2 separate regions of the Homo sapiens genome follow, and region 1 is linked to region 2. A link is a contact called in ENCODE Hi-C data. All regions are on one chromosome and are shown on one strand. Each heading gives the region's core, a stretch centred on a gene start or an enhancer-like site at or near the end of the contact. The rest is flanking DNA. Distances are from core to core; before and after follow the strand shown. Region 1 overlaps LOC643339 (a long non-coding RNA gene). Region 2 has its middle 72 kb from the start of LINC02397.

Region 1 (4,888 bases), core at 2,145-4,644, 630 kb before region 2:
TCTACTTTTATCTTAGCAATTGACCTAGTATATGAAGTGGAAGCAATTCACTGTTCTCTGCCTCTGTTTCCCCACTTAAACAAGAGGGAAGAGATCATTTTCACGGAGTGTTGGAAAAGTACTTTTTCATCATTAGAGAAAGTCTGTAAAAAATTAGTTACTGAATCTGGCTCTGGCATGAGGACATGGGCTAAAACTGAGTTTTTGATCTGTTGCAACTGGTATGTTGTTGGGGACGCTGCCATTTCTTGAAGTTTCTCTCATCTTTCCAGCAGAAAGAGTTGGGCTTCTTATAAGAAGTTGATGTATATTTATTAACAGCTAATATGAGTTATGTATCTAATAATGGTTTCCTCTTCCCTTTGGCTGCTTACAAAGGGCAGAGCCAAATAGGCCAGCACTTGGAAGAATGTGGGATTTCACAGAACGCCTTTTATGTCCTAACCACAGCCCTGCTACTCATTTTTCTATCCTATCTTTTTCCCCCATTACTTTTATTTAACTGATGGTATCTTGCTGAATTTTGTGCATCTTGGTAAGCCATCCTCAAGCCTTCCCAGGACAACACAAATAAGTAAATAAATAGTTATTGACTCAGATGTTTTTAATCATAGACTTGATTCCTGGCTGTGCTTTAGGGAAGCACTTTGTTACTGGCACACAAGTTACTCAAAGTATCAATGTTCCATCACTTTCTAGAATGAACTAATACAGCAGAGATCAATTTATGACAAAAAGCTATAGTATATTAAACTCCAGAGTTCCCAGCTGGAAGAAATTGTAATTTTAGAGTTGGTTGATCCAGAAATAGATGTTGACAATTGACTCAATTTTGGTAATGTTTTAAATGAGTCTGTATTTTATTAATACATATACAAATGATAAATTTATAATTTTTTATTGTATTTTATTAGTCACAACCAATCTACACACATTTGAAAATGGTGGCATATACATATGGTGAAAATATCATTTTCACTGGGTGTCAAATTATGTTGGTGAGCTTATAAACTAGAAGATCCATTGCAAGAAGGCCATAGATTCCCTAGAGGTGAAGCTTTGCAGGCTGGAAATCTTGGCATTCTTCCTTTACTCATTTGTTAAGGCATATTGAGTTAGGTGCTAGTGTTCCTAGGCATGCTTTTGTATTACAGTGCTTCGCTTTCATGAAAATTGGAAAACAATTGGCTCAAACTCAACCTTTAGTAACAAAATTTCCCTTCTGACTTTCTAGACATGTGTCAAAATTACTTCATTAAATTTCAACAGTGTTTAAGCATGCGTTTGTACTGTGATTTTCACTTATTAAGCGCTCTGATGTAATATCTTGTTTTCAATTATATGTAATTTATCAATTATATATTCCTATTAAAGAACAGATTCAAGAAGAGAGGGATCTGATTTTGTGAAAAAGAAATTGTAGGGAAGAAAATCACTGGACTGAGGTCATGCTGCAAGTTAGAGGCCAACCCTAGACAGGAACTTTGTTTTCTAATTTTCTAAAGAGATGGGGTCTTGCTACTTTGCCCAGGTTGGCCTCAAACTCCTGGGCTCCAGCAATCCTCCTGCTTCAGCCTGCCCAATATCTGGACTACAGACACAAGCCACCACACCCAGCTAGAGCTTTTTCTTTCTTTTCTTCTTTTCTTTCCTTTTCCCTCCTTCCTTTCCCTCCCTCCCTCCCCTTCCTTTCTTCCCTCCCTCCCTCCTTCCTTCCTTCCTCTCTTTCTCTCTCCTTCCTTCCTCCCCTCTCTCCCTCCCTCCTTCCTTTCTTTCTCTCTTTCTCTCCTTCCTTCCTTCCTTCCTTCCTTCCTTCCTTCCTTCCTTCCAGGTCTCTCTCTACCCTGCTCAAGCCATCCCCCGCCTCAGCCTCCCCCACTCCCTCAGAGTATCTGGTACTACAGGTGCATGCCACCACATTCAGCTAGCTTTTGTATCTTTGTAGAGACGGGGTTTCACCATGCTGCCCAGGCTGGTCTCATACTCCTGGGCTCAAGTGATCCTTCCGCCTTGGCCTCCCAAAGTGCTGGGATTACAGGTGTTTACCACCACACTGGCAGAATTTTATTTCTTAAAATGATTTTTGCTGTTTTTTCCTTTATCTTATATTGCCTAAGGGCTTTCTTTTTTTTTTTTTTTTAATATTTTTAAGTAAACAGGGTCTCAAGCCTTCAGCCACCCCTTCATCTCTTATATTTCCCTCCAGTGAAATCATAGTACTATGCACAGGCCTGGGTCTCCTTGTCTTTCAACAACTTTGGCTTCCACTGGGGTCTTGAAATCCCTCCGCCATCAATATACAATAAGAAATCCAGCTTTTCCACTCCAGCTGGCAGCTTTTCTGCTACACAGATTAGCTTTTTCATGAACAAAAACTGGCACATCTGATCTATTGGAATTTTATGGCTGCTTAATGGAATTTATTGAAGGCAGCTCAGCAAAGTAGTGTTGCTATGTCTAGTCATGCCTCAGGAAGTGTCTGTACTTAAACCCCAATATGAAAAAGCATTCAAATCCCAGCACTTTGGGAGGCTGAGGCAGGAGGATCGTGGGGGTCGGGAGTTTGAGACCAGCCTGACCAACATGGAGAAACCCCGTCTCTATTAAAAATACAAAACTAGCCGGGCGTGGTGGTGCATGCCTGTAATTCCAGCTACTTGGGAGGCTGAGGCAGGAGAAGAACTTGAACCCGGGAGGCAGAGGTTGCAGTAAGCCGAGATCGCGCCATTGCACTCCAGTCTGGGCAACAAAAGTGAAACTCCATCTCAAAAATAAATAAATACATACATACATAAAATAAAAAAATAAAAAATAAATAAAAGGCCCCCTTGCTTGAACAACGTCCCCTGCAGATACTTTCTGGGCACAAGGGACGCCGTAAGGGCTCCACTTTGCTTATCTCCGCGCGAATCTTTTACTCATCCTGACACGGGCTAGTTCTAATTGATAATCCGTCTTGCTTCCTGGGAATCCCCGAGGAATTTTTAAGAGAAAAATGCAACTTGTTTTGTGAACGGAAAAACAAGTTTGGCTAAGAGTAAACAAATAATAATGAAAGAAAAGCTCATGAGAAAAATAAAAATGAAACAAAAGCACTCTTTCTTTCCTTTAGGGCAGTGCAGGGGACGGAAGGACAGTGGGAGAGGGTGGGAAACGCAGAGGAGGCGGCTGAGTTTATTTTTAACATCAAGTTAAAGACATACTCTGTGTTCTTTCCTTTTAAAAATAGGCTTTTAACGTCTTGAAGCATTTTGACTATTCTGCCTGTGAGGTAAAACCCCTTTTGTGGCTGGCAACTCCCACTGGGTCTTTTCCCATCATTAAAGGCTTACTGGCCAAGTAGTTAGAGCGTTGGAAAAACCCCAGCACTTTTCTTCAAAGGTTCCTCATTAGCATATGCACACAGCTTCTGTGCGCAGAGAGGCTTAGAAACCCTGGCTGCTTACCTGGAGCTTGAGCTTCCTTGCATTTTTCAGAACTGATGGTTAGGGGAAAATCCTCTTTTTAAAATAGTTTGGATTCATGAAATAGTGGAGACAGTCTTTTTTCAGTCCACTGCAAAATTTATTAGTTGAGTTTATGAATAACGCAACATACCGACACCTATAAAATTTGATATGGGTGAACAGATATGGTAATAGCTAATCTCTAACACTTTTTGAAGGCTTCCTATGGGCCAGATACTGTCTATATGCATTTAATGCTCTGAACAGTGCTCTCAGGGTACATAATATTATCATCCCATTTTACAGATGAAGAAACTTGAACTCAAGGCTATTAAATAACAAACTCAGTGAGTGAGTTTGGGGGAAGAGATTCAAACTCAGGCAAGACAGTCAGTTCAGGTCCACTGCTAGCCCATACCATAAGTACATAATTAGAAAAGAAGTCCCTACTTTAAGATATTTTTGCTTCCATCTTTTGGAAAGTTATCAAAAATACCAATTTTGTTAGAAGAAGACATTTTGCTGCCACTTACAAGACTGTTGTCACAATAAATATATAGATCTGCAATGTGTTGATGAGGTGAAGCATGCCCCCTTAGATGTGACAAACTTGTGCAGTGCACAGCCTGCACAAAGGTCCATGACAGCTGTTCGGTACACGTACACATGCAAACACACATGTACGCTTCCACAGAAGAAAAAAAAGGCTGTTTTAGTTTAGTCTTTTGGTCTTTTAGAGGTAACCAGGCTGATCTGACTTCAGGAACAGCTCTTCTATGTGGCTCAGTCTAGAATGAGTATAGATCATATAAAAGGGTCTGAAACTGGTTGTATTTGTACATAGTTCAAAAATATCCTACTCTTACTTCCTCTTTGCTTCTCCTCTGGGGAATAAACACTCAATAAACATTTTACACAGGAAGTTCCGTGTACATAGGTGTGTTAAAGGATGAGGATAAAATAAATAGAATAGTTCACAAAACTGGGGAGATTAAACTTTTATTACAGAAAATTTCAAACATATACTGAAGTAGAACAAAAAGTATAATGAACCCCACTTTCCTCCATGAACCTAACATCCAGCTGTAAAAATCATCGACTGATGGCCATTCCTGCTTCGTCTGGATTTCCACTCGCTCTCCTCCATATTGAAGCAATTCCTAGACACATCATTTTAGCCAAAAATATTTCAGTACATTTCTCTTCAAGATATGAAATCTTTTCAAAATATAACCACAATACCATTATTACATCTAAACAGAAATAATAAAAAGTCTTTAATATCATCATATAGCCAGTGTTCAAAATTTTAACTGTCTCTCAAATGTCCCAAATTTTCTTTTTTCATTTGTCTGTTTTTACCTTGTGTTTTTTGAAATGGGAACCAACTAAGTTCAAACATCCCATTGGTTGTTACGTTTCTTAAGTCTCTTTTAATGTAC
Region 2 (5,116 bases), core at 58-2,557:
CACCTGATCACCATCTTTCGCCCTTTGAAAGGCATAAAATTCTAAGTAAGAATACTACACATCATGCTGTGTATTTTACTGCATGCATGCTAAGCCTTTACCAAACATTTTTAAAGGAAAAGAAGAATAAATTAGGATAGGAGCATTCAAAGGAACCCATAAGATGTCCCCTTAAAGAAAGGATTTATGGATAAGGAAACAAAAGCCCAGGTGGCCGATGTGATATACTTGTGGTCACACAGAGGAGGAAGTCTCCTGAAGCAAACTCAAGGGCGCTTTGTACATCATACTAATCCTACTTGTTGATTTATAAAAGTATTAGCTTCTTTATTTTCTCCTTAATTAGGACAGAGAGTAATTATCATTATTGGGTCCAGAAAGAATTATGCCAATGTTCCAAGATTGTGCATGGAACATTTGTTATGCAAACTGCTGCCCTTCACACATAGAGAGTCCCCATAGGCTATGTCCTCCTCCCTGGGGCTGCCAATGTGTCTAAATTGCTGGGAGCATCTCCCCCAGGCTTATGAACATGAGCTGCTCCTTTGATGGGATTTTGATGGCCATGAAATATCATTTAGGAGAGGGGTTAATGCCTTTTTTGTTGTTGATCTTTCACCTTCAGGGAGCATGAGCCTCTGAGAGATCTGCTTTCACGCCATATTCACAGAAAGGTTTTGCTCAGCCTGAGCCAGGCGGTTGCTGACTGCCAGGGCCAGCGTGTGCCGACTGCTGCTGTGTTTCCCAGCGCTGCCAGCAGGATCTTATTCTTTGTATCTGCACCTCCCAAACAATTCTTCCGGGGCAGCTTTGTCTGTGCCCCTCTGCTGGGCTGAAGGGCTGGTGCTTAGGGATGCATGCATCCCGCCCTTTGCCCTCATGTCTGAGCTGTTCGAATCTGATTTCCAGGGCAATTGCAGTTTGGCGGCTCCCCGGGGCATCCTCTTGAGTGGCTGCTCTGCTGTTACTGTTTGGGAGGCCTCGGAAACTCCCTTGGGTAGTTTGTCAGATGGTCTGATGAGAATAGCAGGAGCCTGTTTTCCATAGTCAGATTGTCATTTTCATCATCATTTTTGTTGTTGAGTTTCCCTTTTTAAAAAATAAAATCATAAAACAGACATACTCTTTTCTAAACAAGTGTAGACTTTTACCATGAGGGTTGGAAGGGGCCTCACTGAGTAAATACCTCTTCTCTCACCCTCGTGTGATGGCTTCTTTGTTTTGAACTTGGGTGTGCCCAAGTGGTTTTACAACCTCCCTTGGGTATCAACAGTCCTTATCCTCTCACCATCTGATCTCTCTTCCTGCTTCTGGTCCTCAGAGGGTGGTCAGACAGTGCTCCCAAGAATGGGTTGAGGTTCTGAAGGTATGTGGGCACCTAAAGATCCTAAGCTGTCAAAATGACTGCTGTCCAGGAGAAACTGACCAGACCTAAGGTTCAATCTGGGGAAACTTGACGCAATAACAATTAGCAAGTACTAGGCATTTTGCTGTGTATCAGGCCTGGAGATCAGCAGTTTACGTGAGTGATTTTCACACATTCCAAGAAATAGTTTCTTCCATTATTTCCACTTTACAGGTGAGAATATTGAGGCTCTGAAAGGCTAAATGACTTGGCTGAAGCCACATACTTAGTGGCAGAGTCAGAATTCAGTCTCTAAGGCTTTTGAATTCCAGAACTCATACTTTTAGCCATGATGGTATACAGATTTAGTTCTGGGGTCTGGAGACCATTGACAGTCTTGGAAATAAACTGTGTCTCAATATAAATAAAGGACAGATATGGTTGTGTTCAGTTCTTGGACACATTCCTTCGAACTCCAAAGGACAAGAGGTTAACCTCATGACTTTGATAGAAAACAGAAGACAGGTTGTGAGGTTTCTTGGGTAATTCTGGGTATTTGGACACCTGTTCAGTTATTCTTGGATTCTGTGATGGGGGGTGGGGGGAATATGGGGAGGCTGAGGTCATTATTGCAAAAACCATTTCCTGAGCGCTTGACTTCAGGAAATGCTGTAGCATTAAAAATACCCATTGTGTGGGAGTGATAGAAGCATGACTCACGTTTAGCAATTGTGTCCATAGGTCACAAAGGATTTGGGGAACACAGGAGATATTCACACAAGACTGTGTCTGTGGGTGGTTCATTAAGAAATTTTTAGTAGGTTGAGAAGCATGGTCGCATTTCAAAAGGAGTGACATTTAAGATTCTCCATGGAAGCTATGAGACTTGGCTCATCATTCATACATTGATTAACAAATGTCAATTGTCCGCCTACTAAGTGCAGGTCCTTGTACTGGGTGCTTTGGGATTTTGCAAGAGGAATAAAGCGTGGCTCTTGCCCTTTAGTGCAGTGTTTATGAAGTGGTGACAATGAAATAGGCTGCTTTTAAAATTTCCCCTTTTTTCCCCCTTGACACTTTGACAAAAGGAAGACTATCCCTTAAAGAAAGACATTTTGTTTTATTTTCCAGGACAAATACTATCAAAAAATCAGGTTTGTTAACTCTCAGGCCTTGTGCCTAGGAAAATATGATTATCAGGATAAAAGATTCAGGGGCATGTCCTGGCTTAGGTACCTTTTGTTCACTGTAGGGTAGAGTACAGTGAACAGTGAATACAGGGTAGAGGGAATAGGAATTTTTTTTTGTTTGTTTTGAGATGGAGTCTTGCTCTGTCGCCCAGGATGGAGTGCAGTGGTATGATCTCGGCTCACTGCAACCTCTCTCTCTCAGGTTCAGGCAATTCTCCGCCTCAGCCTCCTGAGTAGCTGGGATTACAGGCACCCACCACGACACCTGGCTAATTTTTGTACTTTTAGTAGAGATGGGGTTTCACCATCTTGGCCAGGCTGGTCTTGAACTCCTGATCTCGTGATCCACCCACCTCGGTCTCCCAAAGTGCTGAGATCACAGGTGTGAGCCACTGTGCCTGGTCAGGAATTGTTAATTAAATACTCATGGTCTTTTAAACTGGGCCAGAGGATTCTTTTTTTTGGCTTTGTTTAATATTTTGTATAAAATTGATGCATAGTAAACATGACACTAAAATACATGTACATTATGAAGTCTGATAATATAATGATCACCTGTGAAACCACCACCCAACCTAAGTACCATAATAGTTTCAATGACTTGCATTTCTTTTCATATTCTTCCTCTGTCCTTCCACCCCATCTCTGGCCTCCCCTCCTTAAAGATAGCCACTACCTTAGAATTTGCACTTACTGGATAGAGTTTAGACATTTCTTTTTTTTTTTTTTTTTTTTGAGACAGAGTCTCACTGTGTCACCCAGGCTAGAGTGCAATGGTGTGATCTCGGCTCACTGCAACCTCCGCCTCCCAGGTTCAAGCGATTCTCCTGCCTCAGCCTCCTGAGCAGCTGGGATTACAGGCGCCCACCAGTATGCCTGGCTATTTTTTTTTTCTTTTTTTTTTTTTTTGGTATTTTTAGTAGAGACAGGATTTCACTGTGTTGGCCAGGCTGGCTAGACATGTACGGATTTCAGATCCGTACATGATGCTGTGCATGAAGGGAAGCTGGTATATTCACAGAGAGGTAGCTTAGTTTTCAGGGTTTATTTTGTTGTGGCTAATAGACCTAGACATCTGTGGCTGTGTTTGTTTCCATACATGGGCATGGCCTACGCATAAATGGAATTCCTCCTGAAGAGGCTGCAGAGCACAGGGTTATGTGTGTGGGCCTGAAGTCAGGTAGATCTGGCTTTAAATCTCAACTCTTTTACTAGATAAAAGTAAAATGTATTGTATCTGCCTTGAGTGCCAGGCCCTTTGCAAATGATATCTCAGTTATTCCTATGACATTGTGAGATGTATTCATATCATCATCTTCCTGGTGAAGGAACTGGGATTCAGGGAGGTTGTGGAATTTGTTCTGTATTTCTAGCTTGTAAGAGACACCATCAGCATTAAGCAACCTTCAAGTCTTATTCAAAAGCCTCCTTTTCTTCTTCCTGTTAGAAAGTTTCCCTTTCAAATCAGTAAGAAAACCAAGGCAACCATTCTCATATGGGTTTCATCAATGCATATACATATGACCACAACTTTGGAAGTTGTGGTCAATGCAAGAAAATATTAAAAAAACTCAGAAGAGTTAATACTGGAAAACAAAATTGAAATATCATTTTTAGATGTTATGATTGTATACTTTTAAAAACTATAAGAAATAATCTAAAAAATAAAATAACTATAGGCATCAATAAAATGGACAGATGAATGCCATATATATAAATATATACCAGGAGTCCTTTTATTTTTACCAGAATAATATAATATTATCTAAATTATTTAACAATAAGAATTCTTATGAAACAGTTGCATGTCTTATCTAATAGAAACAAAAGTATAAAACTTTACTGAATAATATTAGAGAAGATGAATGGAAAGGTGTACTATTATCCTTGAAAATAATGATCAATCAGAAAGCCTTCTATCTCATTCAACAAATTTATAGGTTGACTATAGTCCACCTCAAAAATCTCCATAGGATATTTGAACTTAACATAATTGTAATTTTTATTTGCAAAAATAGATGTCATTTATTTAGCACTTACCACCCCCATGCTCACCTAAGAGCATTAACTTGTATTTTGCAAAGAGAACAGTAAATGGAGGTATATCTTCCCCCAATAAGCATACAGTTAAATGGAACAGCACAGTTCAGAAGTAAACATATTGTATATAAGAATATAACAGATAACAAGAGGCATCTTTGAAAAACAATAAAATAAAGAATTATTTAAAACAGATTGTTTAGTATTCTTATCTAGATCTCTCTTTGAAAAAATCAATTTAATACAGCAATTTAATACCCTATGATTAAAATAAATTTTATATGGCTAAAGTATTAGATAATAGAAAATATTGCAGAAAATGTAAGTTATTGATTGTCAGATCTTTGGAGAAAACACTGTCTTTTTTTAAAAAAAATTGTACTTTGAAGTGCCAGAAGAAATCACAAAGAAAAAGACTGACAAATGTGGCTACATAAAGGATTGCAAACATATGAGCAACAACAAGAAGAACAAAATAACTTAGGTCAGCAGATGGGAAAGAATCACAACAAACATGACAAACAGAGGCTATCATCTATGG

Evidence for each region. A loop is a pair of places that touch in the nucleus more often than their neighbours do. Pooled maps may share reads with other maps.
Region 1: a loop to region 2 is called in a pooled map, with 4 times the contacts of the local background. The contact joins two enhancer-like sites. A Hi-C loop is called at or near these places in 2 of 50 pooled maps.

Annotation. Positions count from the first base shown.
Region 1 is chr12:93,166,422-93,171,309 of GRCh38, reverse strand. All of the region lies in intron 3 of LOC643339 (a long non-coding RNA gene), which reads left to right. Among named protein-coding and RNA genes, the nearest start is that of LINC02412, 5.5 kb to the left of the region's middle. RefSeq lists an enhancer at 3,070-3,619. Within about 2 kb of position 3,394, at least 8 of the 41 ENCODE cell types and tissues checked have a DNase peak (open chromatin) inside an H3K27ac peak, as active enhancers do.
Region 2 is chr12:92,536,327-92,541,442 of GRCh38, reverse strand. No RefSeq gene overlaps it. Among named protein-coding and RNA genes, the nearest start is that of LINC02397, 72 kb to the right of the region's middle. RefSeq lists an enhancer at 2,295-2,344. Within about 2 kb of position 1,307, at least 19 of the 41 ENCODE cell types and tissues checked have a DNase peak (open chromatin) inside an H3K27ac peak, as active enhancers do.